Regions from separate parts of the Homo sapiens genome. Here all the other regions are linked to region 2. Evidence: chromatin contacts called from ENCODE Hi-C or POLR2A ChIA-PET data. All regions are on one chromosome and are shown on one strand. Each heading gives the region's core, a stretch centred on a gene start or an enhancer-like site at or near the end of the contact. The rest is flanking DNA. Distances are from core to core; before and after follow the strand shown.

Evidence for each region. A loop is a pair of places that touch in the nucleus more often than their neighbours do. ChIA-PET counts read pairs that join two places held with the same protein, here RNA polymerase II (POLR2A). Pooled maps may share reads with other maps.
Region 1: a loop to region 2 is called in a map of naive thymus-derived CD4-positive, alpha-beta T cell, with 4 times the contacts of the local background. The contact joins the promoter of LAMP2 here to the promoter of NKAP in region 2. A Hi-C loop is called at or near these places in 1 of 168 maps with a recorded cell type or tissue (naive thymus-derived CD4-positive, alpha-beta T cell), 1 of 37 single-sample maps with no recorded cell type and 14 of 50 pooled maps.
Region 3: a pooled map shows a loop between it and region 2 (8-fold over the local background). The contact joins the promoter of SLC25A43 here to the promoter of NKAP in region 2. A Hi-C loop is called at or near these places in 1 of 37 single-sample maps with no recorded cell type and 8 of 50 pooled maps. POLR2A ChIA-PET finds 5 or more read pairs at or near these places in 1 of 52 experiments (OCI-LY7).

What each region holds. Positions count from the first base shown.
Region 1 is chrX:120,468,027-120,470,726 of GRCh38, forward strand. It overlaps LAMP2 (lysosomal associated membrane protein 2), which reads right to left and starts at 1,270. Exons shown (of 9, transcript NM_002294.3): 1 at 1,080-1,270. The coding sequence starts at 1,143. RefSeq lists a silencer at 1,208-1,472.
Region 2 is chrX:119,942,412-119,945,111 of GRCh38, forward strand. It overlaps NKAP (NFKB activating protein), which reads right to left and starts at 1,340. Exons shown (of 9, transcript NM_024528.4): 1 at 809-1,340. The coding sequence starts at 1,194. RefSeq lists an enhancer at 1,077-1,577.
Region 3 is chrX:119,397,966-119,400,665 of GRCh38, forward strand. SLC25A43 (solute carrier family 25 member 43) reads left to right here and starts at 1,371. Exons shown (of 5, transcript NM_145305.3): 1 at 1,371-1,713. The coding sequence starts at 1,439. RefSeq lists a silencer at 1,235-1,894.

The DNA.
Region 1 (2,700 bases), core at 20-2,519, 530 kb after region 2:
TGCTGGGATTACAGGCATGAGCCACCACGCCCGGCCCCATCCAGCCATTCTTAGGCCCTGGTAACAACCCAATCCTTAGCAAGTTTGTCTACCTGCTCCCTGCACCCCCAAAATATGAGGTAATAGGCTAGCTGTGTGATGGGGAAGAAAGAAAAGAAGAAACTCTGAAGGCAAAGAGGTAGTCTACCAAACTCAAATACTCCACCCCCAAAACCTCACATCTGGGAGGCCCTCCTAACTGAAACGTCTGGGGATTTTTTTGTCAGCGTCTGGCTGGGAGGAAGTAGCAAAACTGGGAGAAAATCGACATCCTCAATACCTCCAAGTCAGATGTGCACTCCCCATCAAAGTTCCCCCTGAACCCCTTAGTCTCCAGAGGTTGGGTCCAAGTTTTCTTTCCTGGAAATTGCCCCAGCTACCTTAGGTTCCTTCGCCCTTAAAACTATGACTACCAAACTCAAACCCAGCATCACTCCTAATCTCTTGAATCATCCTTTCTTCACAGTCTCAAATTCCAACCTTCAAAATGCCCAACCCTGTCACTGCCCCTGCCCCTCAGGCTCTACTGTCCTATCTGTCCCATCTGTCCCCCACCCACACACTTCTCCCAAGCTACTCCAGGCAGGCATGGTCTTCTCTCTTAATTTCCTATCTCACCCCATAGTTTTTCCACCATCTTCAAAACTCTTCCCTGATCTCAGCAAACCAAGACTCTCCTAATTGTCTCTGGCGCCCAAAATCTGCATGTACCACCCTCCTACGCTCACTCCTCAGTGTTTTCCCCAAGTTACTCTTTCCACGCTGACCCTCTCCACGCTTCACTCCTCCCAGCCTACTCCCTCGGCGTCCACCCCCCGTTACCGGCCCCTTCTTACTCTCCTGGGCCCTTCTTCCCCGCCATCCGTCGGTCAGGCCTTCTCTAGGTCACCGCTTGCCTCCCCGGGCCAACCGCCGCCGCCCAGTGTTAGCTGCTGAGCCTCTCAACCCCCTCCCCCTCGGACCAGTCTTTCAGGTTGTAGCTTTGAACTGGTGCCCCGGGCCCAGGCGGACAGACTAATCGGGAGGGCCCGACAACTCACCCAGGACTAGGCAGACCAGAACGAGCCCTGAGCCCGGAACCGGGAAGAGGCGGAAGCACACCATGACCCCGCAGAGCAGGCGGCGACGGCGGCGACGGCGGCGGTACAACAACAGCTGCAACACCAGGGAAAAGGCTCGCTGGACCTGGGTCAAGAGCACTGATGACCACCGACCACAGCCTTGCAAAAGCCAGGAATCGGCGCTTCAGTGCGAGTCATAAGACTAGGGGCGGGGCTCTTTCTTGCTTACAGCCAATCTCCGCGCTTGAAAGCGGCGAGAGGGGTGGTGATGTAGCGGCCGGTGGGCGGGGCGACCACGCCCTGGCTTTTTGGTTCACAGCCCTTCCTATGCTCCTGAGAGATATGCGCGGACGGCATTTTCTTTTTCTTTTTCTTTCTTTTTTTTTTTTTTTTTTAATTTTACTTTAAGTTCTGGGATACATGTGCAGAATGTGCAGCTTTGTTACATAGGTATACATGTGCCATGGTGGTTTACTGCACCTATCAACCCGTCATCTAGGTTTTAAGCCCCACATGCATTAGGTATTTCTCCTAATGCTCTCCCTCCCCTTGGCCCCCACCCCTTGACAGGCCCCCGTGTGTGTTGTTCCCCTCCCTGTGTCCATGTGTTCTCATTGTTCAACTCCCACTTATGAGTGAGAACATGCAGTGTTTTGTTTTCTGTTCCTGTGTTAGTTTGCTAAGGATGATGGCTTCCAGCTTCATCCATGTCCCTGCAAAGGACATGATCTCATTTTTTTATGGCTGCATAGTATTCCATGGCATATATGTGCCACGTTTTCTTTATCTAGTCTATCATTGATGGGCATTTGGGTTGGTTCCAAGTCTTTGCTATTGTAAATAGTGCTGCAATAAACATACGTGTGCATGCGTCAAATGGTATTTCTGGTTCTAGATTTTTGAGGAATCGCCACACTGTCTGCCACAATAGTTGAACTAATTTACACTCCCACCAACAGTGTAAAAGCATTCCTATTTTTCCTCAGCCTCGCCAGCATCTATTGTTTCCTGATTTTTTAATAATCACCATTCTGACTGGCGTGAGATGGTATCTCATTGTGGTTTTGATTTGCCTTTCTCTAATGATCAGTGATAATGAGCTTTTTTTCATGTTTGTTGCTGCATAAATGTCTTTTTTTGAGAAGTGTCTGGTCATATCCTTTGCCCACTTTTTGATGGGGTTGTTTTTTTCTTGTAAATTTGTTTAAGGTCCTTGTAGATTCTGGATATTAGACCTTTGTCAGATGGGTAGATTGCAAAAATTTTCTCCCATTCTGCAGGTTGCCTGTTCACGCTAATGCTAATTTCTTTTGCTGTGCAGAAGTTCTTTTAATTAGATCCCATTTGTCAATTTTGACTTTTGTTGCGATTGCTTTTGGTGTTTTAGCCATGAGGTCTTTGCCCATGCCTATGGCGGACGGTATTTTCTAAGGCTAAGGAGAGAGGAGGAACTTTTGAGGGCCGTAGATAGTAGACTATTTCCGTTTTGGCTCCTTGACAAAGAAGAGAAAAATTTTGCGGGCACAAAAACGGTTGCTAGGCATCTCAAACGTAATACATACAAAAATAATACATGCTTATTCTCCAAACACTGTTGTTA
Region 2 (2,700 bases), core at 90-2,589:
CTGCAGTGAGCCAAGATTGCACCACTGCACTCCAACCTGGGCGACAGAGCTAGACCCTGTCTCAAAAACAAAACAAAACAATCCCCAAGCTATGCATTTTTCCACTCCAATACTCACTTTGATTAGAGATCTAGTCTCATCCTGGCGTCATTTTTCGAGGTCAAGACTGAGACCACTTAACAAGACCTTCCTCAAAGTGGGGTCATCTATAGCTTATCAGATCACTTTTCCTACATGCATCTAATCGTCTTGTCTGAGGGGAAGGTTTATTTCCTCTCCAACTTAAACCCTTGATTTCATTCCTTCCTAATTCCCCACAAAACGTTTCTACATAAATATCCTGTTATCTCAGACCTGTAAGTTCCTTCATTCAACAAGCAATGGTTGAGCGCCTATAAAGTACCAGGCACTTAGAATTCTGTGATCAGAATTCTCCTCCGTTCACTGGCTCCTCCTTTCCATGAGCTCAGTCTAGTGGGGAATACAAATATATTCACGAATGATAATGACACAACCAGGTAAATGCTACAGTTCTGGTAGGTCTGAACTCTCGGCAATATTCGCTAACAAGACAGGAGGCGGAAGGGGGTAGCGGGAGACCAGGGCACTATATGAAGGGGCCTGAGGGTAAGGGAAAATGAAAAGGACGAATAAAGGGTTGTCGTGGGTGGATTAAAGAAAGGGATGAAAATGGGCGCAAGGCAAGCAGAGTGAGCGAAATGCGAATAGTCAGAAGCGGAATGAATGATAGATCGGACTCCAAAGGCACGTAGGCTCGTACAAGAGAAAGTGCGGCCGTCTCACTCACTTCTGCCGCAGGCTCTCCTCCCTCTCCTTGTCGAGGAGGCTAGGCCAAGGCTTGTCGCTCCCGTAGGGGCGCGAGTAGCTGCCGTAATAGACTGACGAGGAGGCAGAAGCGAAGGGGATGCCCCGGGGCGCAGAGGGCCGCTCTCTAGAACGCGACCGCGAGCGTGAGCGGTAGGACTGGTTTCGGGAGCCTTGGCTGAGGCCACCCAGCTGATGGGTGAGTCCATTCCGGTCCCCGGACCGAGAGCAAGAGTGCGAGCGAGAGCGGCGGCCCCGCGGGGAGCGGGCAGATTTGCTGGGCTTCGGACTCTTCGACGAACTGCGACGTCTTCCCCCCGAGCCCGAGGCCTCCCTATCCGGGCTGCGTGAGCCGGACACCGGAGCCATGGCTACTGGGGGGCCCCAGCAGCCGTGGGACAAGGGGGCGCTCTCGCGAGCCTAGGAAGATGTCTGTTGCCTTGGTTCCCGGGACCTGCCGCTGCGGAACAGCCCAAATCTGAGGAAACCTTGGACACAGTTCTGGGTACTTCTGCAAAACCCTTCCCCGGATCTAGGCGGTCGTCACCGACAGGAAGCGATGTGTGCATCAATATAAATAAGCCGGTGGGGCAACTAGATTGCGTGCATCCTTCCAGTTCCGAGTGAGGCTCCTCAAGTCTAAGCAAGAGACCAAGTTCTTTCTCAGCCTTGAACTTGAAACACTTGAAGGGAAGTATATATTTCAAACACAATATACAGTATACATTTCACTGAGTGGCCGTATGAACAAGACAGTTAATTCTGCTTGTGTTTCCTGTGCTTTCTGTGTGTATTTATATATAAATGTGTGTGTGTGTGTGTATGTCATGTATGAAAGTATGAATGTGTATTTTCTTTTTCTTTCCAATCCCAAGCAAATCGGGAGGGTTTTTCGCGACTGGGGATTAGCTATGGTGTCTAAGCCCCATATTGCCGTGTTAGCTTAGAGGGCGCAAATTTTGTTAATGACTCGCGCCTGATAAACTTCAATTAAGTTTCCCGCCTAGAGAAAAACTGCATACTTATCCCCTAGCCACCGTCTCCACCAATATGCCCCAGCAAAAGGAGGTTTTTTTTTTTTGAGACTGGAACTCACTCTGCTCACTCTGTCGCCCAGGATGGAGTACAGTGGCAAGATCTCAGCTCCCTGCAAACCTCCGCCTCCCCGGGCTCAAGCTATCCTCCCACCTCAGCCTCCTGAATAGCTGGGATTACAGGCGCATGCGACACCAAGCCTGGGTAGTTTTTTTTTTGAGGGGGGTCGGGGGAAACAGGGTTTCACCTTGTTGCCCAGGTGGTCTTGAACTCCTGGGCTCAAGCGATCCGCCAGCCTCGGCCTCCCAAAGTGCTAGGATTATAGGTGTGAGCCACTGCGTCTGGCTTGTATTTTTTTCCCCAAAAAGTGTCATTTTATTTTTTATTTTTTTATTTTTGAGACAAGGGCTCCCTCTGTCATCCAGGCTGGAGTGCAGTGGCTATCCTGGCTCACTGCAACCTCCGCCTCCCAGGTTCAAGTGATTCTCCTGCCTCAGCCTCCTGAGTAGCTGGGATTACAGACATGTGCCATCATGCACAGCTAATTTTTTATTATTTTTTAAATTTGTACAAATCTATGGGATACATGTGAAATTTTGTTACATGTATATAATGTGTAGTGATGACGTCAGGGTATTTAAGGTGTCCATTATCTGAGCACAATACATTTTTGTTAAGTGTACTCTCGGCCTGGTATGGTGGCTCACGTCTGTAATCCCAGCACTTTGGGAGGCAGAGGCGGGTGGATCACTTGAGGTCAGGAGTTTGAGACCAGCCTGGCCAACATGGCGAAACCCTGTCTCCACTAAAAATACAAAAATTAGCTGGGCCTGGTGGCAC
Region 3 (2,700 bases), core at 121-2,620, 540 kb before region 2:
CACAAAACATGAAAATAAGCATTCCCCAATTGTTGAGAGCAGAGTATGGCTTCTGCAACTAGAACAAGTTCTCACAGTCAAAACCTTGTAATGTCATACTCAAGTGAGATTGACAGTGAAAAATAAAAAAGGAGAAACCCTGCAATGCCTTTTAGAAAACGTTCCTATAGCATTGTGTGTTAGTAAATGTAAATAACTATACAAGCCTAAAAACAACTATGTACCCGGAACATCTTGCTCACACCAACAGACTGCTGACAGTTCCTTTCCTTGTAATTATTAGTGACATGGCTTTTTTAGAAAAAAAAGAGACAGAAAGAAATTCTGAAATTCTGAAATTTTTGAACTGATTAAAGAATCCTCGGATTCTGGCCAAGCCTCTCTTAGCCATTCTTTGCCTCTATTGTTCTCTTAGCTTACAGAACCACTGAAAATGTCCCTACTGGAGTTAACTCTGCAGTCCTAGTAGACATATAGTGTAGCCGTTAGTGGAAACTGACATAAACCGCCCTAGATTTCAAACCGGTCTCTGCTTTGTAGGTAGCTGTGTGAGCCTGAGCAAGTCCTCTCTGTGTCTTGGTTTCCTCTCCTGTAAATGAATACCTAATCAGAACTAACACATATAAACTGCTTACCCATACCAGTCATTGTTCATTAATCCTTACAACAACCCCTAGGAGGAAAAAATTATAATCTCTGTTTTATAAAGCAACTGACACACAGAGAGGTTGAGTGACTTCCCCAAGGTCCCACAGCTGGTAAGCTGCAGAGCCAAGAATCTTACACAGGTTCAAGAGTCCAGATTCAAGTCCCCACACCCACACAGCCTCTGTCAATGAGGACATACGTACTTAGGGCCGTTTTGAGGATTACATGAGAACGTCTGTAAAGCCCAGTACTTGACAAGTGCCTGAGAGATAGCAACTGTGGTTGTTAGAATTTTTTACCTTCTGCACTGGGAAACCATCAAGGCTTTTTGGTTAGGCAGGAAAAAAAAATGGGTTGGAGGCAAGAGGAGGAGGAGGGAAGCGCCAGGGGAGGAAGACAGAGAAGTGGCACGTGAAAGGGAGAAAAGGGGCAAACCAGAGGAGAGGCAGGGAGGGGCGGCGGGGGCGCACTGAACATTTAGGAAGCAAGATGTCTAGCAGGCTGGGCCTTGAGAGAACAGTAACTGTTTCGCAACTGAAAGTCGCTACTCGAGCCTTGCCAACTGGGGAGACTATGCCCATGATATCCGCGGCCTCGGACCCCGGACCCTCCAGGCCCTCGCGCCCCACCCCCGACCAGCCTCGGGCCAGGCTAGGGCGTAGACGGGGCTTCCCGTCCCTCACGCGGGCCCGCCCCATGCCGGGCGGGGCCTGGGGCCCGCCACCTCCGCCCGTGGCCGGAGAGCCCCAGGCCCGAGCCACGCGGTCTTCCGGGCCCGGGTCGGGGCTCGATGGCTACGTGGAGGCGGGACGGCCGACTGACAGGCGGCCAAAGGCTGCTGTGCGCTGGGCTGGCGGGGACGCTCAGCCTCAGCCTCACCGCGCCCCTGGAGCTCGCCACCGTGCTGGCCCAGGTTGGCGTCGTGCGAGGCCACGCCCGGGGACCGTGGGCCACAGGGCACCGGGTGTGGCGGGCAGAGGGGCTCCGGGCCCTGTGGAAGGGGAACGCGGTGGCGTGCCTGCGCCTCTTCCCCTGCAGCGCCGTGCAGCTCGCCGCCTACCGCAAGTAAGAGCCGGGCGGGGCCGGGGAACCGGGAGACCGGACGGGGGTGGGGTGGGGGAGCCGCGGCCCGACGCCGCCCTGCTGCCTGGACTCGGGGCCCTGGAGTAGGGACGGCCCCCTTGTCGATCACCTGGGGACCCCTCGGGGCGGTGGGCCACCTCTATGGCCCCCAGAGTGCAGCCCCAATGCTTTTCACGTTCTCTTGGGGTTACCGCCCTGCAAGATGCAGTTTTGTGGTCCGCAGCCCTGGTCCGAGAGGCTTTCCGGATTGGACCGGGCGAGGAGGTGGAATGCAGCAAAGGATTTGGAGGAAAGGAATGAAAAGCTCTCCAGAGAGATGAGTCCTAACCATTTCCACCGTCCTCCAATTTGGAAACTTTTGCTTAGGCTGGCTTAGGAAGAGAGAGACCCTTTTAAAGGTGTTTTTGTCTGTGTGACCCAAGCCCCGAGAAGAAAGTGCTTGGTGTGGGGAAAGGACCCGATCCATCGATACGAAAAGGCCGCAGATTTTTGCCCACACATCTCCCCAACTTAAATGAAGCTTGACTTCAGGCTCCGACAGAGGCTGCAGCTTCCCCTCCCCAAGCTGAGAACGGCCCCCTCAGCCTACCGCTTCACCCCACTGGCCTCATTTATTTGGGCCTTTTCCACCTTCTCCCACATCAACAGCTGCTCCTTAGGAAAAGATCTAAAGGTGTAAATGCAGCCTTAAAGCTTCCACCGAGCTCAGAGGTACCTGCATTTGAACTGGAAACCAAGCCTGAAAGAATGAATTGGTAGTGATGGCATTTCAGGAAGCAGAGATGTTTCTGTATTGGGGGGACGGTCCCTGTGTTCCTCATTCAGTGGGCACAGTGGCATCTTTGATATCGCCTTGGCTCTGAATTAGACAAACAGCCCACATTTGGGAGAGTCGGTCTTGACCGCATAGTTTAGTCTTGGCGGCTAATAGTCAAAGGATTTTGCCTTGACACTGTCACTCACCTGGGA